Regions from separate parts of the Homo sapiens genome. Here region 1 is linked to region 2. Evidence: chromatin loops called from intact Hi-C (ENCODE). Cell type or tissue: gastrocnemius medialis. All regions are shown on one strand. Each heading gives the region's core, and the rest is flanking DNA. Links, peaks and the distances in the headings are about the cores only.

Evidence for each region. Peaks named below come from ENCODE experiments on the same cell type or tissue, not always from the same donor. Only the 100,000 strongest peaks of a DNase experiment are listed, where the experiment ranks them.
Region 1: a loop joins it to region 2, with 2.4 times the contacts of the local background. A loop is called at or near these places in 3 of 110 quality-filtered maps.

The regions. Positions count from the first base shown.
Region 1 is chr10:17,667,314-17,682,679 of GRCh38, forward strand. All of the region lies in intron 2 of STAM (signal transducing adaptor molecule), which reads left to right. Among named protein-coding and RNA genes, the nearest start is that of STAM, 31 kb to the left of the region's middle. RefSeq lists enhancers at 3,776-4,530, 6,370-6,906. In gastrocnemius medialis, for the core only: a CTCF peak has its summit at 8,593; no DNase peak of the experiment used is centred there; H3K4me3 peaks cover 1,253 bases; H3K27ac peaks cover 2,500 bases.
Region 2 is chr10:17,729,803-17,745,168 of GRCh38, forward strand. No RefSeq gene overlaps it. Among named protein-coding and RNA genes, the nearest start is that of TMEM236, 15 kb to the right of the region's middle. RefSeq lists a silencer at 4,785-4,985. In gastrocnemius medialis, for the core only: CTCF peaks have their summits at 6,733, 7,760 (motif pointing right) and 7,959; a DNase peak (open chromatin) is centred at 7,449.

The sequences.
Region 1 (15,366 bases), core at 7,423-9,922, 61 kb before region 2:
GGGGTTTCAACGTATTGGTCAGGTGGCCTTGAACCCCTCACCTTGTGATCTGCCCTCCTCAGCCTCCCAAAGTGCTGGTATTACAGGCGTGAGCCACCGCATCCAGCCCATAGAATTTTTTTTTTAAAACGTGATCTTGATTTCCATGTTTCACTCAGTTTCGTAACATGGCAGAATTTCTTTAATTCGTTTCATTCTCTTTGCGTTCGTCATTTTTTCTTTTATTTGTCAAATACTGAATGCCAAATATCATGCTTTGGCTATACAGTGGTGAATAAAGCAGGCATAGCCTTTGCCGTCAATGGTGCTAATATTCTAATGGTGGAAGATGTGAAATAAACAGATACTAACAGATGATGGTCAATAGCTAAGAAGCTAGTAACCAGAGTGCTATAATGGAAAATAAAAAGGTAGACTGGTATGAGGGGGTTACGTTTATGCTATAATTTTAATGTTGAAAAGAGACAGAGTTCAAAGCACTGCATCCCAGAAAGAAGCAATAGTCTGTAGGTGAATGCTGAATGCTACAAGGTAGAGAAAACTTGATGCCTTCTAAGAACTTGAAAGTTACAGAGTAGCTGGAGCAGAAGTCAGTTGCCCTGAATGAGCGCAGAGCTGGGTTTCAGAGTGAGTTAGAAAAATAGAAGATGATGGTTGGAAGGTAGGATCCTTTAAATTAAAACTATAGAGGGTTTTCAGTTATTGGTAATGACAAGGTCTGATGACTCCAAGGTCCATCGGAGTTAATAAGATGTGATAGAAGTTGAAAAGCCAAAGTGTTGAAAGCATCACTTACACTGTTATTAAAAGCTCCAAGAATTAGGACAGGAGTGATGTTGGAGAGAGAGGCAGTGATCCAGTAGCTAAAATAATTGACAGGTGAAGGGGCATTTGAGATTTTTAAATAAACTGCAACATGAGGGGACTGACGTGATTGGAGCTGGGCAGTTTTAGGAAAGAGGGAGAGTGGTTTGGAAGAGGCAAGGGAAATGAATGCACATTGCTTAGCATAATGCATATTGAACAGATAGTACAGAGGTCAACTCCGACACAATTTCCCCAATTATTCACATATTTCATTAGTGTATATATTTGTTACAAGATATGAACCAATATTGATACATTACTATTAACTAAAGTCCATAGTTTGCATTAAGGTACACTTTGTTTTGTACAGGTCAATGGGTTTTGACAGTGTATATAATGACATGTGTCTACCATTGTGTAATGCCACGTATCTGTCATTACAGTACCATGCTGAATAGTTTTATCACCTTAAAATGACCTGTGCTCCATCTGTTCATTCCTTTCCTTCCTCTCTTTGCACTTTAAACAGCCACTGATCTTTTTACTGTTTACAAGTTTATCTTTTCCAAATGTTGTGTAATTGGGATCGTAGACTATATAGCCTTTTCAGACTGGCATCTTTCACTTACCAGTATGCATTTAAGGTTCCTACGTGCCTTTTCGTGGCTCAGTAGTTCATTTCTTCTTATTGCTGAATACTCTTCCATTATATGGATGTTCTACAGTTTGTTTATTAACCTACTGAAGGACATCTTGTTGGCTCCCAGTTTTGGTGATTTTTAATAAAGCTGCTATAAACATGAATTTGCAGCCTTTTGTGTTGACATCGTTTTAAGTTCAGTTGGGTAAATATGTGAGAACATGATTGCTAGATCATATGGTAAGACTGTTTATCTTTGTTAGAAGCCACCAGACTGTCCCCACAGTCTCAGTATGGTTTTGTTTTTTACATTCAAGTCTTTGATCTATTTGGAATTTATCCTGTTAGGCAGTATGAAGTATGGTTCTAACTTTATTCTTTTCTATTTGGCTACCAAATATCCCAACACCATTTACTGAATCGTCCATCTTTTTTTCTTCTGATTTGAAATATTTCTTTTATATATTATATTTGCATATGTATTTAAGTCTGTTTTTCTCTTTTGACCCGTTGGTATGTGTCTAAACACATTCTGCTACCACATGGTTTTAATTATTAATATGTTTTGACATTTGGTAGGATATGGTCTTGAGGTTTTTTTTTTTTTTTCCGGAAATGTTGTTTTAGATATTCTTTCCCCTTCCTACTCTCATTAAATAAACTTTCAAATTGAGTTGGCTGGGTTAAAAACAAAACTTTCTGTTTAAATTGGCCTAGTTTTAAATTAACAAATTTATGTCTTTATGATATTAAATCTTCCTATCCGAGAACATAGCATCTCTTTTTGTTTATAACCTTTAGTAGTGTTTTTAAGTTTTCCTCTTAAAAGTCTTGTACATTTTTTGTAATGTTTCGTCTGAGGTATTTTGTCCTTTTTGCTGCTGTTTCAGTGGGGTTTTTCTTTCACTGATTGGGAATTTCCCTTCTTTTTCTTTCTTTCTTTTTTTTTTTTTCTGAGATGGAGTCTCGCTCTGTCACCCAGGCTGTAGTGCAGTGGCGCAATCTCAGCTCACCGCAAATGCCGCCTCCCAGGTTCACACCGTTCTCCTGCCTCAGCCTCCCCAGTAGCTGGGACTACAGGCACCCGCCCCTATGCCCTATGCCCGGCCAATTCTTTTCTTTTCTTTTTTTTTTTTTTTTTTTGTATTTTTAGTAGACACGTGGTTTCACCATGTTAGCCAGGATGGTCTCGATCTCCTGACTTCGTGATCCGCCCATCTCGGCCTCCCAAAGTGCTGGGATCACAGGCGTGAGCCACTGCGCCCAGCTGGGAATTTCCCTTCTTAAAGGGTAGACGGGATTATAGCATCTGTGTATCTGGAAGAGAATGATGCACTTTGAGGGGGAAATTGAGATGATGATTCAGGAGAGAATTGGGATAACAACAGAAGTCAAGTTGTTGACTAGGCAATAGGGAATGGGATCCGATGCGAGCTGATTTTTCTATCTTTACTTGCCTAGACAATGATTTTACTTTTTTATTTTACTAAGTCTTAAAAACATCGTATATTTTATAGAATGAGACTTATAGAATTCTGATGACTGTTGTGCTTGTTTTGCAGATGAGAAAACTAAAGCCCTGAGATTTTTAATGTGACTTGTCTAAAACGAGTGAGCAGAGGCAAAATTAGAAGTCAGATTTCTTTACTTCCCATTTTATGTTTTTTTCTACCTTCACTGTGCTGTGTGCTTAGGTGCTTGTATGAGCAGTTATATTTGAAGGTTAAAATTATGAATCAAGACATACCAATCTTACATTAAAGTTTTTGGTGATTCCTCTCTCCCCATACGTTATGTTACATTGTGTTTTGTTTGACTGAAATATACCTTAGTGTTACATGGTCTAGAAAACTCAAAATATCATCGTACTGAATTTAATCCTCAATATTTTAGTTCAGCATGTAGAAGTTTAGTTTATCTGCTTTTCTAATGAAGTCCTTTGGGACTTACATGAACATGTTTGTTAAATAATAGTCAAATAACATCACTGTATATATTTATATTCACGTTCCATTATCTCATAAGAAATGCCTACTTAATAAGCTTAACATTAAGGGAATAATTTGATATTTGTACTCTATATTTTGCTCCTTTTATATGTTGTGTGGATTATGTTTTATGTAATGTATGTTACAAATCAAATTTGCATTTTGAATATGTTCAGTATATAAAGATTGCATTATTTCTGTTGTGATTTCTTTTGTACTTTTATATTAGAATTCTCTTACAGTCTGTGACATGCCTTCATGCTTATGAAAGGCATCTAAATAAGGCTCTACTCAGTATTCAAGGAGCATTCATATTATCTCTTAATTTCTAAAAATATTTAGTTCATTCAGCAAAGATTTGAGTTCCCATGTCTTTTAGCTGCTGTGTGTCTGCTAGGTCCTGGTATACTAAGACCTATAAAAGCTATGCATGCACATACTCCTCCTTCCTCCAATATAGACGTACATATGTCCTTGAATGGTAAACCACAGTAAAGCTTTTTTTGTAGCATTTTAGATGAAGATGTAATGTTTAAATCACTCTAAAATAACTTTGAAAGCTACAGTTGTAAAAGCAAAGATAAAAAATGAAACATTTTTGTGCTTTCAAGAACTAACATTGTTGAGAGTCTCTAAATCCCTGGCATGAGTCTAGGAGTTTTGTATTAACATTCTGATAAGGAGGTATTAGACATCTCCTCTTTTACAGATGAGGTCTGTCAAAGCTTCAAATCGTTTTTCTACTGTATCACAATGCTTCTTTTGTTTAGTAATGGTTTTCAGCCTGGGTGGTATTGCTCCATTAGGGATGGTTTCAGGTGTCCCATGACAGGCGGGTTACTACTGATGTTACTGATGTAGTAACTAGCAGGGATCAGGGATGCAACATGCCAGATAGTCTTTCACTAGTGTCCTTGTACGTTTTTAGTCTGACATAGGTTATTAGAGGTTAACCATGCAAACATATTTGTTAACCATGTTTTTTATTATTGCTATTGATAATTTTTGTTTTGATCATTTTTCTTTTATATTTGCAATACTTTTAGGCAAATACCCTGTTATTTTGTTATGTCCTGAGAGAGGGATAATGAAGAGGTGATATCCTCATTTTGAAAAGTTGATTGGTCTAAAAATCATTTATTAATTTAGTAATATATACAGGAATTAGAATTTAAATTTACTGTCTTTTCAATGACAATAATTTCCTTTAGAGTATACAATCTTCCTGTCACTGCTCGGCATATGGTTTTTATGATACTAAAAAGTACTTTTCAACTGAGATATAGAGCTATTTGAAATAGGAGAATTTTCAAAAGTTTTATACAGCATAGGATGTCACAAATCTTGACTCCTTTTTCCAACAATAGCTTTAAATATTCTTGGCTTCCTCCTATATAGCAATGGAAATACCTTTTCAGATAATCTCACTAACTGGTGACCGCGCCTAACATTGAGCTATAGATCTCTCATAACTGTACAACAGTATACCTATAAGTAGATAGACATTTGTAAATAATATAGTGACATTGTTGAAAACTTACTGTGGGCCATTCAAAGACATTTGAAATTTCACTTTTCTTGGAAAAGAGAATTGCAAGAATGCAAAATTGCTTTTAGTTTTCCTTGATCCTCTGACTGTAGAATTGAGCTGTATCATATACATGTTTAACCTACTGAATTTAACTGTATTCTTTTCCAGCCTCCTCAGATTTTTTCCCAAAAAACTTGTGCCTGCCAATTCATTTAGTGAGCTTGTATGTGCTGTCTCACAATTACAATTCCCACTTTTCTCATAGCATCAATACCTTGCTGTGCTGAGGGCCATTCTTGCTCGGAGCATGCATATTTTATCTAACATAGTCCTGTATGCAAGCCAGCTTCTTCAGCTGTTGCTCAAAGTAACAGTTTTGCTTTAATAATTGAGGAAAAGTTGGCTGTATTGGACACATTTGAGAGACGGTTCATGAGTTCTCCAATAGTTAAATCCCTAATCAAAGAAAATGGAGTAACTGCAGTTTTGGCCTTTATACCTTGACTTTGGAAACTGACCTTAAGAATGTTGTTCTTCTGTGACATCTTACAGCAGTGTGATTTGTGTTATGGTCATTTATCAAATGATAAGTAGGTATTTTTAGGTGGAAAACTGGGAAAAGTGAGAGATAATTCTCCTTTCCCTGTTCTTTGTCCCTGCCCCTGACCCCTATCTTTTTCTTTTCCCATCTCAAGATAAGGAAAAGAGAGGATGTGTCTTACAAAAAGTTTTAAAATACCAAAATGGGGTTTTAAGAAGCTTTTTGAGAGAGATGAGGATTTGCCCACCCTTTAAACAGGTAGGTGATGGAAACCTTTGGTAGACTCTTCTAAGTGCACGTGCAGATTTTCTCTTACCATGTATTTTTACAAAATATTTTGTGTTTATTGCCACCCGTCTCTTCTCACATCCTCTGTTCCTCCCAGCACTACTTATTGTGCGTTTTCCCCCTCATGGCTTTATTATAGTTCTATTAACTACATTTTATGAAAGGATGTATGTTTTCCACTTAGCGAACTCAGTGGAAGATACACAGAACTTGGTAATAAATAGAACTTTATAAGGAAGATGACTTATTCTAAATATTAGTTGTACAATAGTGAAAAGCAGTATTTTTCGTGTTTTGCTCAGTGACTTTTTTTTGAGCATCAGCCACGTTGAAGGCACAATTCTAGGCCCCATTCGCAATGACAGTGTTTTAACTTCAGTCACGGGAGAGCAACAGCAGTTGCTAAATAATTCTTATTTTCATTTTCTCAAATTTCAGTTGACAGTTTATTATGTGCCAGAGGGCATGGTTAAGGAGTGGCATGCCAAGGATGAGCTGTGTAACCCTGGGCCCTGCCTTCAGCAGCCCTCATGATGGGGAGATAAGTAGTTAAGGAGAAAAACCCCGCAAACCAACCCAACAGAAGAGAGGTGTTAAATGCTAAAGCTTTATCATGTGATGGTGAAGAGCACAGACTCTGGAGTCAGATTGTCTGCTTGTGAGGTTCTCAGCACAGCATCTAACACAAAGCAGGCACTCCCTAAGCGTTAACTATTAGTGTTACAACTATTATCTGACAGATTTAGTTCAATATTTGAGTTTGCAGGAGGAATACCTAACATTCCAGGCACAGCTTGATGTGGGGAGCTGTCAAGGGCCTAAGTTCCTCAGTTTAAGAGATGTGTAAGCTCTGATCTGTAGGATGAGTAAGCGTTGACTAAGAACAGCAGGGCGGGAGAGTCCTTGGAGGGACTGGAGGTCCAAGAGAGCAGGGTTTTGAGAAGTGATCCAGGGATGAGATTCATGGCTGGCTTTTGTAAGCCTGACCTGATTTAGTCTTTATAAACTTGAAGTGAATTTATTTAAATATGTATTATGTTTAAGTTATGTTTTAAACAGAGATTAAAAGAAGACCCAAACAATTCTAAATAATATGACTTAGTACTGTTCAAACCTACCAGCCGTCAGCTTCCTTTGTTAGAGGCTGTTCTAGTTATCTCTTACTACACAACTCTTAGTAGTAACTGTCCTAACACTTAGCTTAAAAGAGCAGTTTATTATATCTCAAAGTTATGTGGGTTAACAGCTGGGCAGTTCTTGCGTGGGGTCTGTCATGAAGTTGTAGTCACATAGTGCCTGGGACTAGGGTCATCTGAAGGCTTCACTGGGATGGATGCTTAGTATGGTGAGCAGTGATGGTCGACCATCACCTGGGACCTCACCTGGCTATCAGGTGAAACTCTTACCCAAGGCCTCTGCTTGTGGCTTGAGCTTCTCACAGAATGGTGGTGGGTTCCCAGAGGGAGCATCCTAAGAGCTAGTGCTCCAGGAGACCCAAATGTACTCCACATGGCTTCTTGTAAGTTATGTGTCTCAGAATGTCACTTCCACTATATTTTATTGGTCAAGCAAGTCACTGAAGTCAGTCCAGGTTCAAGGGGAGGGTTGTTAGATGTCACCTCTTGAAGGGAAATGGTAAGTTCATGTCAAAGGAATTATTATCATAGTTATCTTTGGAATACATAATTTGCCTGAGGCCTGTTAGTTCCATAAGTGTTGAATCAGAACTTTGAACTTAACAAAACAATGAAAAATACCATTAGGAAAAAATAATTCTAATAAACAAAATTATAAATTCCACTTTTGATACTTGAGACACTCAATCCTTAAGAATGGAATGACAAAATGTGATACAAGGGTTTCTTCATTTTTAAATCTAACATTTAATTATGACTTTTGACATGGAAAAAATTGTTCTGTGTTGAAAGATGTACCCATTTGTGTGTATTTATAAATATGAACAGCTGACAGATAGGGAATCTTAACTGATTAGGTAGTCATGAAGATTTTCTTTCATGGTGCCTTTTCATCGCTTGGTTTTAGACACATGGCCTGATACAGCTTTTAGTTTATGAACATTCATAAAAGCCTAATTAAAGATAATAGCATTTTTTGGCTGGGCACGTGGCTTACGCCTGTAATTCCAGCCCTTTGGGAGGCCAAGGTGGGTGGATCACCTGAGGTCAGGAGTTTGAGACCAGCCTGGCCAATGTGGTGAAACCCTGTCTCCACTAAAAATAAAAAAATCAGCTGAGTATGGTAGTGCCTGCCTGTTATCTCAGCTACTTGGAAGGCTGAGGTGGGAGAATTGCTTGAACCCGGGAAGTGGAGGTTGCAGTGAACTGAGATCGCACCACTGCATTCCAGGCTGGGAGACAGAGTGAGACTCTGTCTCAAAAAAAAAAAAAAGATAGTAGCGTTTTCTGAAATTGATGGTTTTAAACATGATATTGTAGTTTATATAAAGTTTGGACAACTATGTTTATGTCACAGTTTTAACTTATACAGGGATTCACTTAAGTTTTAGAAAAAAACACTAGGCTAGACTATGAACTTCATGAAGCAGGGTCAGTCTCTTCTTGTTCACTACTTTATTCCTAAAGCCTTGCATAATGCTTGTCACCTAGAAGGTAATTAATGAACGTTAGTTATGGAAAGTATTATTAACAGAGTTCTTTGGTACCTATTGAATTTTTTTTTAACAGTGACTCTCTAATTTTTATGGCGGTGATTCACCCTGAAAGTCTTGCTTACCTAATTAGATTAATCCAAAGGGCCGGTATCCTTTTGCACTGATACCTACAAATAGCACTCCATGTGGTGGAATCAGATTATCTGAGTACTTCCAACACGATGAATGGGCAAAAATGAGAAGTTTTCTTAATTTACCATTAGATCAGAGAAGTGACTGCTGATAGAATTCATTAAAAAAAAAATCTGTCCTTTGCACATTTGCCCTAAGAGCTTCAAGTTCTGCAGAGTTTGTGTTTTGTTTGGGAAATTAGAAAGGTCTATTGCAAAAGAAAGCACAGTAGCACAGTTTGGATATTTGTGTGTGAAGATTGATTGATTAAGGAAGGTTCACGACTTAATTTTCATTTACTTCCAGGCATGAGCTGACTTATTTTTAATAGTTATGACTTCACCTAGAAACTGAATGGTTGAGAGTGGTATAATGGGGCAGGAGTGGGTATAGGGAGGATGTGATAGAGAGGAGCTCCATCTTAAATCTCCTTTCTTTGAATCTGACAGTGCAGTTTGTTGAGATAGGAGTAATACTGGTAAATAATGAAATTGAATTTGATGCTTTCAGTTCATCAGCTGACATATGTAGGCAGTTATGTACATTCCTGCAAAGTCTGTTCTTTGTCTGGTCTGTGATTTGAGAAAAAGACATTGGAAGCTGCAACGGTATAGAAATACTGCCCCCTTTTCTTTTACCCTCTTACGAACTATATGACCCAGATCTATTCATAAAAAGATGATTTTGTGGATGAACATAGTTTTGGCTGTTGTGACCATAACATCCAATTTGCCTTGGACAATTGTAGTTTATGCCTGCTGTTCCTCTGTTATGTCCAGTTAACACCATCTTTCACTCGCGAAAGGGTACTGCCATAGAGAATGAATTATATAGACACCATGCTTGTAATCAACTTTCATTTGTCATTGGAAGGATAATAGCCAGAAGTATACTCACGTTAAATTCACTTATAATCCCCAAACCTTTTTAAAAAGTAGTGTTTTAACCATACTTTTAATTACTTGGTAAGATTTAATAATTATACATATATATATATATAAAAGTTCAGTATTACCTATCTGGTGGAAATACTAAAAACTGAATTAAAAATGCATAGGACAGAATGAAACAGTTCATAATAGTGGTTAAGTTCTGTTTTGTAGACAGTTCTGAAGGGATTTTTAAGCTAGTATGTAAAAAGATACTGCTGTGTTTGCACAAACAAGGTGTTCATCAGCGCTTCATTCTTACTGGCTTTGCAGCTCTGTCCTTTTAATGGTTCAGTAGCCAATTTTATTTTGGTGCCAGAGATATCTTTGCTTTGGTTTTTACAATTGGCTGTGGTAAAACAACATAGGAATGTCTAAAATAAAAAGGAATAGTTTCATTTCAACACCCCTTTCCCCACCATCCTTTCCAAAAGTCACAGTTTAGGTTTCCTACCTTAAAAAAAAGTGGTTTATAAACAAAATACATAATCAATTTTATTTAACATTTGGTAAAGAAAGTATACAGGATTATTTTCTAAAATATTGAGCTGAATCATCTTTAGATTATTTTTTACTGATTTTAATTTTAGTATTCAAATAATTCTTTATATCTGGCCTTTACCATGCATTGAAATGATTGTTTTGTGTTTTTATGTCGGCATGGTATTCACAACTGCAAGTCAGTATGGGGTCACGGACCCTGGCTCCTAAAATAAGTCCAACTGTGAAAAAGGCAAAATCTAAATAATAGTGTTAAAGTACATAATTTCTTCAGTCTAATGATGCTGCTATCCAAAAATTTTAATCTCTTACAAAATCAGTAAAGTAGAAGAAAAAAGTTTTAGGATTAAAAAAATTGAATGCTTGGCACATAATAGACATTCAGTCAATATTAGTTCTTTTGTGTGTTGTTTCTCCCTTCACCATGCTCTTTAGGTGGAAGCAGCCTCACAGGCAGTTGAGCATCCTTAAAATCAGGAATCCTACCTTGTATCCTAATTTTTCTATATAATTATTAAAAAGGATTTTTTTGTATTTATTACAGTGCTAACTAATTATACTTAAGCATATTGCTTTGCTTTCCAGGGCTCATTGGAGTTCAAATTGCCCGATAAAAGTTTTTACTTTTATAAATACATATATATTTCACATACCATCAAATTTACCATTTTAGAATATACAATTCAGTGGGTTTTAATATGTTCATAAGTTTGTGCAACAGTATCTAATTCCTGAACAATCATCATCCCAAAAAGAAAGCTGTACTCATTAGCAGTCACTCCCATTCCCACCTCTCCTCATTCCTGGAAACCACTAATCTACTTTCTATCTGTGTGGATTTGCCTGTTGTAGACATTTCATATAAATGGAGCTCTGCAATACATGTTCTTTTGTGATCAACTTTCTTCATGTGGTGTAATTTTTTTTTTGGAAGACAGAGTCTCGCTGTGTTGCCCAGGCTAGAATGCAGCGGCACAATCTCAGTTCACTGTAACCTGCACCTCCCAGGTTCAAGCGATTCTCCTGCCTCAGCCTCCTGGGTAGCTTGGATGGGGTACATGCCACTGTGCCTGGCTAAGTTTTTGTATTTGTAGTAGAGATGAGGTTTCACCATGTTGGCCAGGCTGGTCTCGAACTCCTGATCTCAGGTGATCCGCCTGCCTCGGCCTCCCAAAGTGCTGGGATTATAGGCGTGAGTCACCACGCCCAACCTCATGTAGTGTAATTCTTCTGAGGTTCGTTTATGTTGTAGCTTGTATTAGTACTTATTTTATTTTGGTAAAATATATTTAACATAAAGTTTACTATTTAAATCATTTTTAAGTGTATAATTCAGTGGTATTTAGTACATTCACAGTATTATGCAACCAACACCACTATCCATTTTCAGAACTTTTTCATCATCCCACGTAGAAACTCTACACCTTTGAAATAATGGCTGTCCATTTCCCCTCCTAGCCACTAGTTACTTTTTTCTATGTTCTATCTTTATGAATTTGTCTATTCTAGATACCTCATGGAAGTGGAAACATAGAATTTTTTGTGCTTTTGTGTCAGACTTATTTCACTTAGCATAATGTTTTCAAGGTCCATCCATGTTGTATATAGCATGTGTCAGAATTTCCTTAAGGCTGAATACTATTCCATTGTATATCACATTTTGTTTATCCATTCTTTCGTTGATGGACATTTGGCTGTTGTGAATACTATTAATACTACTCTGAACATGGGTGTACGGATATTGGTTAGAGTCCCAGCTGGATTATATGTGGTTATGCTTAATTTTTTGAGGAACTACCACACTTTTCACAGTAGCTACACCATTTTACATTCCCACCGGCAATGTACAAGGGTTCTAATTTCACTACATCCCCTCCAATATTTGGTATCTTTCCTTTCTTAAAAAAATAGCCAGCCTAGTGAGTGTGAAGTGGCATCTCAATGTGGTTTTGATTTGCATCTCCCTAATTGCTAGCGATGTTGAGCATTTGTTATGTGCTTATTGGCCCTTTGTGTATCTTACTTGGAGAAATGTCTATTCAAGTCCTTTGCCCATTTTTGAATTGGGTTGTTGTTCGTTGTTGAGATGTAGGAGTTCTTTATATATTCTGGCTGTTAATCTCTTGTCATATATATGATTTGGAAATATTTTCTCCCATTCTGTGGGTTGACTTTTCTTTATTGATGGTATCCCTTAATGCACAAAAACTTTTAATTTTGATGTTTAATTTGCGTGTGTTTTTTTTTTTTAAATGAAGTGTTGATGTTAATTTTTAAACATTTGGTAGAATTCACCAGTGAAGCTTTCTGTTTCTGAGATTTTCTTCGTGGGAAGTTTTCTTAATCAGTAATTTAGTCTTTTTACTTGTTACATAGGTCTATTCAGATTTTCTGTTTCTTCTTAAGTCAGTTTCTTTTCTTTTTTCTTTTTTTCTTTCAACAGCTAAGCATATCATAGAGTTAGTTTCGGTAGTTTCCTGTCTTTGTAGGAATTTGTCCATTTTAACTAGGTTATCCAATTTGTTGGCATAAAGTTGTTCATAGGGTCTTTTAAAATCCTTTTTATTTCAGTGAGGTTGAGAGTAATGTTCCCTCTTTGTTTTTTGATTCTAATAAATTGAGTCACCTTTCTTTCTTGGCCAGTCTAACCAAAGGTTTTTCAGTTTTGTTGATCCTTTAAAAAAAAACTTGTGTTCATTGGCTTTTCTTGATTGTGTTTCTGTTGTCTGTTTTATTTATTGCCTCTCTTTATTGTTTCCCTCCTTCTCCTTTGCTTGCTTTGGGTTTCCTTGCTCTTTTTCCTCGTTTCTTAAGGTATAATCTTAGGTTATTGATTTGAGATCTTTTTCCCCAATTCTTTAGATTGTAGCAAAATAAACATAGCATAAAATTTACCATCTTAATGGTATTAAATACCTGCATAATGTTGTGAACTCTAGTCCCCATCTACCTCCAGAACTCTTTAAAACTGAAACTGTATACCCATTAAACAATTAAACAATAACTCCCCATTCGCTGCTCCCCAGGCCCCCTGGCAACCACCATTCTACTTTCTGTCTATGATTTTGACTACTCTTTTTTTTTTTTTTTCTTTTTTTGGAGATATGGTCTTACTCTGTCACCCAGGCTGGAGTTCAGTGGCGCAATCGTGGCTCACTGCAGCAAGTGATCCTTCCACCTCAGCCTCTCGAATAGCTGGGACTACAAGTGTGTGCCATCATGCCTAGATAATTTTAAAAATTTCTTGTAGAGACAGGGTCCCACTATATTGCCCAGGCTGGTCTCACACTCCTTGGCTGGAGCAATCCTTCCACCTTCATCTCCCAAAGTGCTGGAATTATAGGTGCAAGTCACTGTGCCCGGCCTTGATTTTGACTACTCTTAGTACCTCATCTAAGGGGCATCATACAGCATTTGTCCTGTTGTGACCAGCTTATTTCACTTAGCGTAATGGCTTTAAAGTTCATCCCTGTTATAGCGTATTCCATGTATGTATGTACCACATTTTGCTTATCCATTTATGCGTCTGTGGACACTTGGGTTGCTTCTGCCTTTTAGCTATTGTGAATAATGCTGCTATGAACACGGGTATACCACTATCTCCTCCAGACCCTGCCTGCTTTCAGTCCTTTGGGGTATATACCTGGAAGTGGAATTGCTGGAGCATATGGTAATTCTATTTTTAATTATTCGAGGAACCAGTATACTGTTTTACACAGCACCTGTAGCGTTTTACATTCCCACCAACAGTGCACAAGTGTTTCAATTTCTCCACATCTTTGTCAACACTTACCATTTTTTCTGTTTTTCTTTATAGTAGCCATCCTGATGGGTGTGAGGTGGTATTGAGATCGTCTTTTTTTTTTTTTTTTTTAATGTAGGTGCTTATAGGTATAAATTACCTTCTCACCGTTTTACTACACCCTTAAGTTTTCTTGGGTTATGTTTTCCTTTTCATTAATCTCAAAGTATTTTCTAATTTCCCCTGTGATTTTTTTCATTGACCCATTGGCTATTTAGGAGGATGTTGATTTTCACGTATTTTAATTTTCTATATTTCTTTGTTCTTTCAGATTTTATTCTGTCTTTGGAGAACATGCTTTCTATGATTTTTTATCTTTTTAAATCTGTAGAGACTTGTTTTATGGCTTAACATTGTTTATCATGTGTAATATCCATATGCCCTTGAGAATAATATATTGTATTATTTCTAGTTCAAATAATTTATAGATGTTGATAATGTATTGTGTTATTAGAGGAAAATATATGTCATTTTAATCTGATGATTTAATATTTTGAGGCTATCCTTTTGACTTATATAAAGAGCTCCCTGTTTATGTTATCTGAATTTATTGGGAGGCATATCTGTGTCCAGAACATAGCATGTTTAAGTGACAGGTATGAATCTTGTTAGTGCCTATTACTGCCTGGTAACTGGCATCATGGGCAAGGAACTGAACTTCAGTAAATGGAGGACTTGGTTTGCTGTGAATGTTTTGAACACTGAATGAGTCCTTTGCTTATTATATAATTTTTGAGAGCCTAAGCACATGATGTTTCGTAGGTTATATGAATGATTACTCTGCTTTACTATTATCATTAATTACCATAAAGCATCCCCATGAAATGCATGTTTGCTACATTCTTGGCCTGTCATTTAAATAGATCTGTTTTTACTGACCTGTGATTTATCTACAACAAAGAGCATCCCTTGTATGTGTATGGTTTGATAGTTTGATGAGTTTTGACAAATATATATACCTATATAAGTATCACCCCAACCAAGATAGCATTTAATCACTCCCAAAAGTTCCTTCCACCTTATGCAAGTACTAATATGCATTGTCACTATAGATTAAATTTCCTTTTCTAGAATTTCATAAAATGAAATAGTATTGTCAGTACTCCTGTGTCTAGCACTAAATGTGTTTCTAAGATGAATTCAAATTTTTGTATGTATCAATATTCCTGTTTCTTGGGGAAGAGGTATTACATTGTGTTAATATATTACAATTTATCCATTCATCTGTTGATGGGCATTTGGATTGTATCCAGGTTTTGACTCTGAACAGAGCCTCTGTGAACATTCTTATAAAGAGTACTGGGTAGTATGCTTTCATTTTCATGTCCTTAAGGGAAATTATGGTTCTGTGATTTCATTTGTTGTAAGCCTTAGATATTTGTTATTTGATTTCCAAATATTTGGGTATTTTTATGCTATCATTTTGTTATCAATTTGTAGTTTAATTTTGTTATGGTCAAAGAATGTACTTTGTATGACTTTAGTCCTTTTAAATTTATCAGTGTTTGTTTTATAGGACAGAATGTAGTCCATTTT
Region 2 (15,366 bases), core at 6,380-8,879:
AGTGAACGGAGGCTGCTCACTCGTGTTCTGTGTGTTCCGATGCTGGGTGTGGTTTTCCACATTTCACCTAGCGTTGCTCCTGGATGAGACCATGCGTAAGCAAATTGTGAAATTTGCGTTCTGCTCATATTCCTTGTAGTTCTGCTCATATTCATTATTAATTTCCTGGAACAAGTTTGTGTTTTCCAAACAAATGTGATATCAATATTGACTTTAAAAGACACTTTGTGGTGGAGAATGAGTGGCTATTTACCATTTATTTCTACCCAGAAAAATACTCTTTGTACTTCTAAATGAATAAGAATTGTGGACAACCTCTAAGGTACAAAACTCTTTCTTCCCCCTTACCAGATCAGAAATGATCCCCACTGAACATGTAAACACATTTAGATTCAAATAATTATTTTATGTGTTTTGCTTAAAATGCTTAAAATCTGTGGGAAATTAAATGCCCTGTAAACCCGGTAAGAAAACACAAAACACATAAAGCCTGTGAGAAATTATATGCCCTACAATCCTGCCTCTCCCAAAAAAACAGGGAAAGAAAAGAAAATTAAGGATAAACATCACTTTTTGAGATAAGTGGTCACAGCCATTATGTCCTTAATTTATTTTTGTTTATTAACTGTTGATGGTTTGGTCTTCATTTGCTTAAGTGTTTACACTATTTTTAAGATACACTAACTGCCTTCTTAAGTTTTACATTTCATAGCACTAAATATGTCAGGCATTTATTTAAATATTTAAGTACCTTTAGAAATCAGAAAACTTGAATCCAGGACTTTTTACAAGTTCATTTTGATATCAACATGTAAACTTACTGAAAAATGAACAATAAGGAAACAGCAATGAGCCCACTCTAGTGTTAAAATTTAATTGTTACACTATGTTAGAAGATCTTTTGCACAAGTCTTCCCTCATTTACGTGTTCCACAAGCTCATTTGTAACATAGTAAGTTCTAGGAAACATTTTAGAACAATGCTGAATTTGGTGACTGGGATGCCGGGCTGGGGTCCAAACCCCATTTAATCTATGATATAACCAGAATGTAGCGTAGTGTTACTGGTATGTCTGGCTCATACCCCGTGAGTGCTTTGTAGGAAGGCACACCAAGTCCAAGGGAGACTGCCAGGGGCACATCTCCTGGTAGCCATCCGTGGGTTCTGAGGCTCCTCCACCTCCCCAGAAGCGGTGGGGCTTCTCATCGCTACCCTCAGAATACCTCGTCTAGGCCAGTATGCTGTCATCCTTTTTTGGGAGTCCCAGAGATAAATCTACCTGCCTTCTTTCCACTTTGACAGCTTTACCTGATCCATGGAAAGACTAAAGACAATTTCTCAGCTCCTCCTGTTCTCTCCCTGAAGCAACTCTTTGTGGTTTTCCAGTGGATTGAAGGCTGAACTGTAACGGATAGAGGCCCTAGGCAGGCTGATTTGATACCTGTTTATCATGATAATCCTTAAATTTGTTTTTTTTTTTTTTTTTTTCTGAGAGGCTACACCTTGTATATCCACCTGAGGAATCCGAAGCCCAACACCCATCCTTAGAGGCAGCTGAGCAACCAGTTACTGGAGCAGGGCCCTTGGTGGGGAGGGGGACAGGGGAAAGGAAGGTGGTCATTTTCCTCGCCTCTAAATGCCTCATTAAACAATCTTTTCATTGTAATGCTCTCCCAGGGTTTCAAAGTCAACGTTCATTTCATTATGATTTCCATTTCCTTATGATTCCATCAGTTTTATGGCATGTTTTATCTTAATTCTGCTGTAGGAAGCACCAAGGTAAACTAGGTAAACGTTTGCCCTGTCTTGCTTTTCATTCTTAACTGGGGGAAGATGCAAATATAGAAAAGAATGAGTATAACTAATCAGGAAAATATATTCTGTTTTCTTCTGGACATTTATGAGTTGGGAAAGATCCTGATGAGAAAAGAGATCTTCTGCTTTCCTGCTTCCCTGTCAAACTGTCCCTTGAGTGAAATAGGAAGCAAGGATAGGTGGGATGGCATGGGGCAGGCTGGGGAAGAGGAACGCCCACTGCCCAGGAGAGGCCTTGGTCCTGGGGGATTCTCCCTGTGTGTGGTCATTTCTTAAAGACTGCAGTGCTGTAGCTCCCCAAAACTTTCAGGAAATAAGATCACTCTGTGTGATTCAAATTGACAAAATAGTAGAGAAGGAACCAAAGTAGGAGATGGGTACCTTAAAGCTGAGGTTAAACTCTGCTGGCTTAGCCAGATCAGTCTGACATGTTTTATTTGGCCTGCAGAGAGTTAAAAAATGTTTTTTGAATAGATGATATTTTATGTCTACGTGATTTCCCACCAAAAATACAGACTTTTGGCTCCTTGAAAAATCCCAGATCTAGGCCGGGCGCGGTGGCTCACGCCTGTAATCCCAGCACTTTAGGAGGCCTAGGTGGGCAGATCACGAGGTCAGGAGATCGAGACCATCCTGGCAAACACGGTGAAACCCCCTCTCTACTAAAACTACAAAAAATTAGCCGGGCATGGTGACTGGCACCTGTAGTCACAGCTACTCGGGAGGCTGAGGCAGGAGAATGGCATGAACCCGGGGGGCGGAGCTTGCAGTGAGCCGAGATAGCGCCACTGCACTCCAGCCTGGGCGACAGAGTGAGACTGTCTCAAAAAAAAGAAAAGAAAAGAAAAGAAAAATCCCAGATCTAACAACGTGAGGCCTGTGTTCCCACAACTATCCATGCTGTCTCCAGTTTGCTACTGAGCCCTCCCAACTGTTGGGGAGAATCAGAGATGGACTCTTATTGAAGCAGTAAAGAGACATTTATTATTATTTTTTTGAGATGGAGTTTCGCTCTTGTTGCCCAGGCTGGAGTGCAATGGCACCATCTCGGCTCACTGCAACTTCTGCCTCCCGGGTTCAAGCGATTCTCCTGCCTGAGCCTCCTGAGTAGCTGGGATTACAGGCATGTGCCACCACGTCCAGCTAATTTTGTATTTTTACTAGAGGTGGGGTTTCTCCATGTTCGACAGGCTGGCCTCAAACTCCCAACCTCAGGTGATCCGCCTGCCTCAGCCTCCCAAAGTGTTGGGATTACAGGCGTGGGCCACTACGCCCGGCCTGAGAGATTTTATACAGAAACTATTGCAATAGGGAAAAGAGACTTGCGTCCAGAACTGGGCTCAGTGGAATACAGTAAAGACAGATGGGGACTTACAGCCAAGGGTGGAGGGGAGTAGTTCATGGTTGGAAAATCACTAAGAGGAGACCTCGGGGATAGAGAGGATTCTTGCTAAGAGCAGGCCAGGGTGATCAGATAGCCAGGGTGGAGGACGAGGGATTTGATGAGATCTCAAGGCAGGAGGGCTTCTCTCTAAACTGACCTAGCAGGATTCTTGCTAAAACTGGGCTGTGCAGGCCTGGCAAGGACGGTGGCCAAGATCGAAGCCTGAGAAGAGGTTTAGGAGGTCAAGGAGATCATCTTGTCACCACTCTTTTGCCTGACCCAGGGGATATTTGAAGCATTGCCTCCTGCTTTAAAGAGAGGGTGGATCTAAGACCTCACTGTTCATTTGGACTGTTGAGCACTTGGAATGGGCTGGTGCAATTGAGGGACTGAATTTTAAATCTGATTTCATTTGAATTAATTTAAACTTAAAAACCAGCAGTGTAAGCTATTTCATAAGCTGTTTTGGTGGGACTATATTTCATGGTAACCATTGCATCCATAGAATAGTATGGTAGTGTATGTATTTTTCACTGTTTTTTAATATGGGTGCTAGAAAATTTAACATTCCACACATGGTTGATGTTCTGTTTCTCCTGGACAGTACTGGACTGTGGCTTCTAGGACCTGGTCATGATTCTAAAGAATGTGTCTGTGGCAGACAGACTCTGGAGTGTGTCCCCATGAGCCCTTCCTTGTGACGTTCAGACCCTTATTTAATTCCCTTTCTTTGAGTATGGGCAGGACATGTGTCTTGCTGAAAACCAATAGACTATGGCAAATGCGATGGGCCATCACTCCTTGCTGACATTACGTCATGCTTTTGCCGGCAGGCTGAGCTTGGAAGCAGACCCTTCCCAAGACGAGCCTCCAGAGGAGAACCCAGCCCTGGCCAACACTTTGATCGCAGCCTTGAAGAGGACTCAGCTAAGCCCTGTCCAGATTCCTGGCCCACAGAAACTGTGAGATAATCAGTGTAGGTGGTTTTAAGCCACTAAATGTGTAGTAATTTGTTATGCAGCAATAGAAAACACGTGGCCCGGAAGGGTTGGGGCACATGGAGAACTATGGAAATCCAGCAAAAGGACGGTGCAGGATGGGAGGAGGGTGAGGACCGAAAAACTACCCATTAGATACTGTGCTCACCACCCAGGTGATGAAATAATGTACACCAAACCCCTGACACAATTTACTCATGTAACAAAACTGCATATGTACTCCCAAACCTAAAATAGTTGGGAGGAAGGCTGGGCATGGTGGCTCACGCCTGGAATCCCAGCAGTTTGGCAGGCCGAAGCGGGAGGATCACCTGAGGCCAGGAGTTCAAGACCAGCTTGGCCAACATGGTGAAACCCCGACACTACTAAAAATACAAAAATTAGCCGGGTGCAGTGGTGCACACCTGTAATCCCAGCTACTCGGGAGGCTAAGGCAGGAGAATCTCTTGAACTCAGGAGGTGGACGTTGCAGTGAGCCAAGATCACACCACTGTACTCCAGCATGAGTGACAGAGCAAGACTCCATCTCAAAACAAAACAAAAAAATGTTGGGAGGTGATAAAAAGGTAATCTAGCCAAAGGGAAATCTGCTGATGAGAGTGAATCTTAGTTGGTGTCACTTAAGTATCCTGGTCCCGTGAATAAGCTGTTTCTCAGATGCTGACTGATGCGGCTTTGGTGCTGATTAGCTGACTGTCCTTGGTGATGATTACTTTCATCCTACGTTGGTCTGCTTCAGGGAGAGGAAGTTCAGGTCCATCTGATTTTTGAAGGTAGACTCATTGTTTGTGAGAGTTAAGTGGCTGAGTCCAGGCCACTGGGGCATGGTTGAAGTTGGCCTTATCCTACTGCTTGCAGTGTGTTGGTGGTAGTTTTAATTAAATGTGCCATGGAACAGATTGGGCCCCAGCCTCTGTCAGACAGATTAATCATAGTGGCTGACGGATCGGCGTATGCATGGAAAAATTTGCCAAAAACTTAATGATGTAGAAGCGAAAGGTAGAAATGGTTGGGAGATAATCCTCCATAGTTCTTGCACATCTTGCAAGCAGAGAAAATGACAGTGCTTTTTCTAGGCCGTCTTTTCCAGGATATTTGTATGGCACACAACCTTGGGAGATACACATAGCGTCTCCTTCTGGAGCAAGGGACAGGTTTGTTTACATCCTTGGAAGATGGAGTTAGTGTCTCTCTTTAGAGCAAAGCGCAGGCAGGCTGACCGTGATGAAAGACTGAGAGATGGAGCTCAGGGCTCCTGTTTTGTTCTGCAGCTCACTGCCTTTGCCCTTGTCACTTGCCCTTCTTATCTTCCCTGTGCTTGAGGAACTGGCACAGGAAATGATACTCTGGCTCCTGCTAACGCTGTGAGTAGCGTAGTTCTTTGTCTTGGAGCCATGCCTCTGTGCCTTCTGTCAGCATTCCGGGAACTGTGGCCGGCTGACTTTTCAGCTTGCCTTCATAGGTCTTGACAGTTGTGTTGGATAGTAATAATAAAGTCAAAAAGTCGTTTCTTGTGGAACAAAAGTTAATCCACTTATGACTAAACCTTTCCCAGAATAGGGGTGGAAGCCCATGTTTTTTCATTCCCTAGGGTCAGGGGCAGGGATTTTTGTTTTGTCGGATAAAATTATTCCCATTGATTTATAAAATATGTGTATCAACAAGCAGATCTTCCTAGGAGTGAGCTGATCACACCTTTCGCAGCGGCTTACTGAATTCACCTTTTCTAGGCCTCAGTCTTATCTCTAAAATGAGAAAATTGGCTGGCTATGGTGGCTCGTGCCTGTAATCGCAGCACTTTGGGAGGCTGAGGCGGTGGATCGCCTGAGGTCAGGAGTTCAAGACCAGCCTGGCCAATGTGGTGAAACCCTGCCTATACTAAAAAAAAAAAAAAAAAAAAAATACAGAAATTAGCCAGGCATGGTGGTGCGTGCCTATAATCCCAGCTATTCAGGAGGCTGAGGCAGAAGAATTGCTTGAACCTGGGCGGCGAAGGTTGCAGTGAGCCAAGATCATGCCATTGCACTCCAGCCTGGGCAACAAGAGTGAAACTCCATCTCAAAAATAAATAAATAAATAAATATTTAAATAAATAAAATAAAATGAAAAAATTATATCTCTCTTAAAGGCCCTTCCAGCTACAGTGGCTCCAGGTGATGTGAAAAATACCATCCCTTTATTTATTCAACATGCTCTTATCTTGTCCTTACTATGGGACAGGCACCAGTCTAAGTGCTTTTCAAATAACTCATTGAAACTAGGATGATACTAATAACCCCCTGCCATAGGTGAGGAGACTGAGGCACAGAGAGATTAATTATTTGCCCAAGTTCATCCAGCAGGTGGCATAGCTGGGGTACAAACCTAGGCAACCTTTGTGCTTGTGTCCGCCATGGTGTGCTGTCTCCCATCTTGTCACTGAACAATTGATTCAGTCTCTGCTGTGTGGGAAGCCCCTCCTGAGAATGCTGGAGGCCACAGGGGAGAATGAATCAGGTCCTTGTTCTCCAGGGTCTTGCACTAATGGAGAATTTTGTATTTTTCTCTCTCCATGTGTGTGTGCGTGTCCCACAGGAGGACTCCAGATTAAGCATTTGCATGTAAGAATGTCTCATTAGAATGTGGAAGTCTACATTAAGTGTAGGTTAAAGAATTGGTTCCAGGTTTTTAGTTTGCTTATTTAAGATTGTTTAAATAAACCTTAGCGTTCTAACCTGATGGTAGTAAACTAGGTCAGACTTCTGCGGGGAACTATAGAGACATACTTGGTCCAAAGTTCTACCTATTCAATACCTAAGATTAATAAAATTGTGTATAGAAATTTAAGTAGTTATGCTGAATCACATCCCTTAAAAATGGTTTTTGTCAACCCTAATCCCCTTCATGTGTGTAAATTTAAGCTTCTCGCAGAAAATAATGGAATCTTTATTATCTGCTATTACACCAGGAGCAATCATTTTTGCAATATTCACTTTATAAATGTTGAGTGGGTGGCCAGTTCCACTTCACCGTATGCAAGCTGGGTCTCCAGAGCCCTGGAGAATCACACTCAGGAGCTTCAGGGGACAGGCTTTTCTGAAAGAACTACTTACTGAAGGCCAAGGGAACAGACACCCTCAACTGTCACCACCCTGGGCCCAAAGGAGCAAGCGTTCAGCGGCAAGTGTGTACAGTGATTGCTGGGCCTAGGAGGAGGGATGGACTGACAGAGCTGAAACTGGCACAGTGAGTGGGAAAGAGGGACAAGGGAATCAACACCCTCGCTTCTCCTGCTGCCCTTTGGCCTCCTGCCAGTCCTCTCACTGGCCAAACCCAACTCGAATACAGAGTGATGGGGAAATATTGAGGACAGGGAGAGAAGTGGAGGAGAGCCAGCATGCTGGAGACATACTCAATTGAAGCAGGCATTGTCTAGCTCACCACCTGCAAAAACATTAAATTTTTCCTCTGGCAGTTATATTACCATGCCTATTATTTTATGAAAACCCAAAACATGTTCTAGGTTCTTTCGAGTTAATTTGCTGTGTACATTGCTAAGAATTTACATAAAGTACTGAATTTAAATTATCAGTAGGTGGCGCTGCTGAGATTGACTCTTGAAAAATCCAAATTAGCCATTTAACGGAAGATGATCTAGACTTCAGACAGATTATTTGGGAAAAAACATAACGCTGCAGGACAGTTCATTTATGATTCACTGTTTTCTCATGACATCTGGAATGCACCGATTTTTACAATTTTATTTCCTTAATATGTGGACCATTCTGGGTTTTCTCAACAATTAAAGAGCAGGGGCTGATGTTTCTCCGCAGAATTAGAAGGATGGTCATGCTATAGGCCGTATGCTAGACAAGGGGTAGCTGTTGCCTTTATGTCTTAATTTTCTGTTAGAGATTCACATAATGAATTATAATGTGGATCAAGATTTTTAAAATGGTTCAATTTGAATTTTCCGGAGAAGAGAATTAGATGCAGGGAACTTCAGAGCCACGTCTTCTGAAAGCATCAGAAGTGAGCCCCTGAGGGGCCATTTTCCTAGCAACCCTCAAGAAATAGAGTACTGCAGGCCTTTACCAATAGAAATAGGCCCATAAAAATCCGGGAGTTGTGAAATGTTTAACCTGACATATGGATTTTAAAGATGCCCAAGTCCTCTATTTTCCAAACGACATCAGAGGGGTACTTGGTAAAATACAGATTCCCAGGCCTTTTGCCTGCAGATTCTGATTGAGTCAATCTGGGATGGGACTGGAAAGCTATAATTAGCAGGTGCCTCCCCACCCCCGCAGGAGTCCTTAGGTCACACTAGTTTGGGAAACACTGATACTATGCAGCCTCCTCCTTTCCAACAAGTGTCTTCACCTACTTGGTGTAAAGCTTCACAGACATTCTGAGGTCACAATTACCTTTGAAAATTGAGGAAAGCTAGGGACCCTTTCACTAGAAAAATACTCCTGCCCAGAGGTTTACGTATAATTTCAGGTGTTTCAGGGACCCTTTAGAACTCTTTTTTTTTTTTTTTCAGACGGACTCTCGCTGTATCACCCAGGCTGGAGTGCAGTGACACGATCTCGGCTCACTGCAACCTCTGCCTCCTAGGTTCAAGAGATTCTCCTGCCTCAGCCTCCTGAGTAGCTGGGATTATAGGTGCCCACCACCATGCCTTGATATTTTTTTTTTTTTTTGTAATTTTAGTAAAGATGGAGTTTTGCCGTGTTGGCCAGGGTGGTCTCAAACTCCTGACCTCAGGTGATCTGCCCGCCTCCCAAAGTGCTGGGATTACAGGCATGAGCCACCACACCCGGCCTAGAACTCTTTTCTGTAGCCTTTCTTATGAACCTCTATCCTAGAGTTGGTTTAAAACTCTCCAGCCTAGATTTCAAGGCTTCCCCTAATCTTGCCCCATCCTACCAGTTGAGCCTCTTGTCTCATTATTCCCATGATAGCCAGGAGCTGTGAAGAGGAACCAGTTATATTCCAAGTCAAAATCAAAGGAACCTCTGTGCTTTCCTTTAAGCATATACGAGTCCTTTGCAATAGAGTGGAGTCTGTTAAGGAAACACACTAGGCAGGATTTTGTAGATTGTGGTCATTGGCATCTTCCAGGGAGAAAAAAGATGATAAAAGTCACTGGTGATCTGCCAAGGCAGACGTTTCACTTCGCTTTCTTCTCTTCCCAAGGACACAGTGTCTGATTTGTAGAGCATCATTTTGGGCCCTGTCATGGCACAGCAGAAGTCATTCTTACAACCCCCTGGTGAGCCACAGGGGCTTACTTCAGACTCCACCAGAGTCTTGCTGAAATATCTGTTAGCATCAGTAGGCTTGGATCCTACCAGCAATTAGAGTTGTCCAGTCACTCAAAAAAATTTTTGTTTTTTTAAAAGAGACAGGGTCTTGCCATGTTGCCCAGGCTGGTCTTGAACTCCTAGGCTCAAGTGATCCTCCCACCTCAGCCTCTTAAGTAGCTGAGCCTATAGGGGCACACCACCATACCCGGCTCCCAGTCATCCAAATATTTTAAATTATTGAGACTAGTAGGTTTATTACTAGCCTGAATCAATCCATCAACAGTCTGATGCTGGCCTTGTACTGTAAGTCCAAAGTATTATTGTTATTACAGAGGAGGGTCATATAGATTAATTTAAATACCTTAAGTCAGATCATACATAAATGTTGAAAATAGAAGTCATACCTGGGCCACTACCTCTTTGGTGGTGATTTAAACCATTACATTTTGTTTACTTCTGTACTTACGATGATGACTAGGTGTTTACATTAAATTGGCTTATCCATGCTTAAATAATATAGGAACAAAAAATATACTCAAATGGCAAGATACAGTTTTAAAAAATATACATGCAAACAGTTTAAAAGTGTAACTAATTGTTGGTATGTATGATGTTTTCATTTAATTCCCATTGTTTCATTTTAACAATGATATAAAGGTCAAAATAGAATTTAGCAGATGTTTAACCACTAGAAGGATCTAACATTGAGTAAGTGGACAGAAAACAGTTAACTGAGCAGGCTGGACTGCTGTCTTTTGAAAGGCCTGTTTACAAAGTTGGCCCTTGGCTGGCGTCTGGGAACTTAAATTTCGGGAGGGTTCCCACAATTCCCAGAATTGATAAGAGTGGCTCACTGTGCCTAAATGATTTGCGTCAATGATGTGGTTTATGCTGAACACCTGCTTGCCTTCTGGGAGTCTGGAAGTTTGGTGGGTTCCAGGCAGAATGTGCCTTGGCGACCAGCGCCCCGTAAAAACCATGGGCACCGAGTCACTGAGGAGCTTTCCTGGTGGCAACATTTCATGTGTTGTCATGGCCCATTGCTGCGGGAACTCAACAGGTCCTGTTTGACTCAACTGGGAGAGGACTTGTGCAAACTGGTACCCTGTTTCCCATGGACTTCATCACCTGTGCCATTTCCCTTTGCTGATTTTCCTTCAAGTTCTTTCAGTGTAAAAAATCATAGCCCTGAGTACAATCATATCTGACTCCTGTGATTCCTACACATTTATTGAAACGGGTGGTGGTCTTGGGATTCCCCCAACACAAGATACTGTCACCACCTTTAAGGAAGTAAAATGAATAAGAGAAATATGCATGTGAAACTATAGCACAAGGTTAGAATGTAAGTATGATAAGAAGAAATAGGGACCAATACTGCTTGCAGCTGGGTAATTAGATCTGGTCTTTGGTTATCTCAGTGTTTTGTAGCAAATTTAGTGTATTTCCATTAGGACCTTTGAAAGAATCCAGCTAGACTAGTGTTGAATGAAATTTATGGGAGGCCATTATTTTGATCTAGGCTCCCAGCAGATCAGACTAAACCCAAATGCAGTCACCAGTTGAAAGTTGAAAGTGCCATGTCATCAAATTGAACTTTGAGAAGTTTTCCAAACACCTGGAGATTTATAGCAGCCAATCAGAAGGGGCCCAGTGTACCTGAGCCAACATGCTAAGGAGGCCCCCTCTGATGTAAACTTATAAAGTAATTATTAAAAGACCATATCTGCTATTCGTTTCTTATTTCTGCTCTCTTCAGCCCTTTTCTGTCTATACAGCCAGTCTCTTCTGCTCTACTCGTCAAGGTTTTTATACTATTTTATAGAATGAGATGCTGTCCTGATTCATGAATTGCAATAAATGTCTGCTCAATTTTTAAATGAATTTTATTGTAATTTATTTTTTTTTGAGACGGGATCTCACTCTATTGCCCAGACTGGAATACAGTGGCATGATCATAGTTCACTGCAGCCTTGACCTCCTGGGCTTAATCAATCCTCCCACCTCAGCATCCTGAGTAGCTGGGCTACAGGCGTGTACCACCACGTGTGGCCAGTTTTTGATATTCTGTGGAGATGGAGTCTCACCATGTTGCCCAGGCTGGTCTTGAACTCGTGTGCTCAACCTGGAGGTTCAGGTAAAATTTCCTGAATAACAACTGGCCCATTCTCTGTGCTTAAACTATTAAAAAACAAACAAACAAACAAACAAAATTAGACTCATGCCTATAGTCCTAGCATTTTGGGAGGTTGAGGTGGGAGCATCACTTGAAGATAGGAGTTTGAGACCAGCCTGGGCAATATGGCGAGACCCTGTATCTACTAAATAAAAATTAGGCAGGAGGTGGCTAAGGTGGTGATATGCACCACCTAAGTCCCAGTTACTTAAGAGGCTGAGGTGGGAGGATGACTTGAGCCCAGGATTTCAAGGCTGCAGTGAGCTAGGATTGCACTACTACACTCCAGCCTGGCAACAGAGTGAGACCTTGTCTCAAAAAAAAATTGGTGCCCAGTCACGGTGGCTCACATCTGTAATCCCAGCACTTAGGGAGGGTGAGGCAGGCAGATCACCTGAGGTCAAGAGTTCAAGACCAGACTGGCTAACATGGTGAGACCCTGTTTCTATTAAAAATACAAAAAAATTAGCCGGGCATGGTGGCGGGCGCCTGTAATCCCAGCTACTTGGGAGGCTGAGGCAGGAGAATTGCTTGAACCCAGGAGGCGGAGGTTGCAGTGAGCCCAGACCGTACCATTGCACTCTAGCCTGGGCAAGAAAAACGAAACTCCGTCTCAAGGAAAAAAAATTGGTAAAAATTCCTGCTGTCAAGAAACTTACATTTCAGTTTGAGGGAGACAGGCAAGTAACATAAAAGTAAAATATTATGTTAGATAGTGTTACATGATAAAAATGAGGCAGAAAGAGGGATAGGAAGCTGGGGGAGTTGATGAAATTTTAGATAAATTATCTCATGAGAAGATGTCACTTAAGACCTGAAGAACGGGAGGCGGTTGGCTTTTTGGATATCTCTGGGGAGTTTTCCAGGCCAAGAGAATAACAGGGCAAAGTCTAACAGAAGCCTTTATGCTTGGTGTGTTTGAAGAATATTGAGGAGGACAAGGAGAGAGGAAATTTAGTCAGAGAGAGAGGTGGTAGGGGAGAGATCGTGGAAGGCCTGGAAAATTATGGTGAAGCCTAGGGCTTTGATCTAAGTGGCTTTTGAGATGAGCTCTGACGTACCTCACTAAATATCAAACTAAATGAGCCAAATTTACATAGTTCAAGATGGCGTATGATCCTCCACAAGACTCACAACTTAATAGCCTAAATTTTAAAAAGGAATAATTAAGGTTGGAAGATTTCAAGCCTATAATATCTTTTAAAATATCAACTCAAGGCCAGGCACATTGGCTCACACCTGCAATCCCAGCACTTTGGGAGGCCGAGGCAGGCAGATCACTTGAGGTCAGGAGTTTGAGACCAGCCTGGCCAACATGGTGAAACCCCGTCTCTACTAAAAATACAAAATTAGTCGGGCATGGTGGTGCATGCCTATAATCCCAGCTATTCGGGAGGTTGAGGCAGGAGAATCGCTTGAACCCCGGAGTTAGAGGTTGCAGTCAGCCGAGATCGCGCCACCGCACTCCAGTCTGGACAACAGAGTGAAACCGTGTCCCAAAAAAATACATACGTATATGTGGGTATCAACTCAAAAATTGTGATGAAAACAGAACAAAACCAAACCTGCGCCACCCAGTGGAGTAAGGAAGCACTGCATACAGGCAGATCACTCAGAATTTTTTTTTTTTTTTTTTCTTGAGACGGATTTTTGCTCTTTTTGCCCAGGCTGGAGTGCAATGGCGCGATCTTGGCTCACCACTCCCGACCTCAGGTGATCCGCCCGCCTTGGCCTCCCAAAATGCTGGAATTACAGGCATGAGCCACCGCACCCGGCTAGAAATTTTAACTTTTATCTACAGTGATCACATTAACTGCACAATTATCATTTTTGCTTACTTTGTGAATATATGGTGGGCAGGACTACTAATAGTTATTTTAAGATATTTTAAGTTACGTACGGAAGAATTGGAGAGTTGCAAACTTATTAAGTCCTCAACAGTGAAGATGTGGGAAATTTAGTTTAAAGCATCCTTGTGAACTTTGGGATGAATTTATGCTAATTGATTAGGCCTGAACCTACATTTTTGTCTGTTTAAATTTGTTACTCTGGAATACCAAAAGGCTAACTTGTTTTAGTCCCTTGAAAAATAAAATTTGAGAATTGTTGCAAACAGTGAAGGGACTTCCTTTTTTCCTTTAATACAGTTTTTTAAAAATTTCTAGCTCATTTACACATTACCACACACACAATTTGTGTGATGACTACATAGTGGAGTCGGAAATTTTAATTCACTTTCTTTCCCTTTTAAGATCTGGGAAATTTTAATGGAATGACATTTTAAGGGAGCATAATTTTTTTTTTAAGTAAGGATTTCCTATACATTTTGTTAATTTCAAGAACAGAGTCGGCCAGGCGTGGTGGCTCACACCTGTAATCCCAGCACTTTGGGAGGCCCAGGAGGGCAGATCACAAGGTCAGGAGATCGAGACCATCCTGGCTAACACGGTGAAACCCCGTCTCTACTAAAAATACAAAAATTTAGCTGGGCTTGGTGGTGGGCACCTGTAGTCCCAGCTACTCAGGAGGCTGAGGCAGGAGAATGGCCTGAACCCAGGAAGCGGAGCTTGCAGTGAGCTGAGATTGCGCCACTGCACTCCAGCCTGGGTGACACAGCGAGACTCCGTCTCAAGAAACAAAAACAAAAACAAAAAAAAAAACAACAATAGAGTCACCAGTTATAAAAGGGCCACAAAAGTGAATACACTGTCACCTTTGCTTTTACAAAGTTGCTTATTTGATAGCCAAACAGATGAAATAATACTTTTTCCTATAGTATATATTTAGCATAATCTGGACTATGATAGCATGAAATTGGTCAAGGGGGCTTATATCAGATAGTAATATCATCTTACTAAATTCTCTTCAAGTGATTGATTGGTCATGCCTGCGTGCGATGATCAGCAACTCTGGAAATTTCAAATAATCAGTAAACCAGGCCCCGGAACCTACTTTCACTTCTTCCCTAGGCTCTATGTACATTCAGCTCCATCCCAAGAGCAGTTTCACTGCCACTAGCTCCTGTCTTTTTGCACATCATAAGATCACAGGAAACAAACCACGGATATGCCAGAACATTCCTGGCAGTTTGTACATTGTGTTTCACAGACCCTACACTGAAAACAATGAGCAAACCTTGAGATTACAAATGATCTTCCTAACAATTTTAGAGACTCGATTTTTGACTTCCTGCCTGCAGGAAGGAAATGACAGTTGGAAGTGTGGAGAACAGGTGTTCCCCTGCACAGAATGATATCTTCTGCTTACTAAAATAAAAAACACTGCATCAACACTCCTACATGGAAGTGAACTCTAACCACAAGGCTCAGTCTTTTCACCACGGATCCAGCTTCAGAAACCCAAATCTGTTTCCTACCAGGAAGCTGTTAAACCCAGCATTAAAGAGCAAAGTAAGGCGCAGAGTTCCTCGAATCAGTACTGGGTTAATCCAAGTAAAGAATCTGGGTGGTTTGAAAATGTCCCCTTCCATGTCTTTCCAGTTACCACAGTACAACTGCATGGCACACTTATCAGAGGACTTAGAAGGGCAGGAATCAGGATTGGAGTAAACGGGTCCCAGCTGAAGGGTAGGTAGGTGATCTTAAACCCTCTTTCATCTCCCGTTGTCTTTGTCTCCAAGTCAGGGGTCTGGGATTATTTCCTCCCAGTAGCTTAGTGTTGGCATAATAGCTTTCTTTTTCT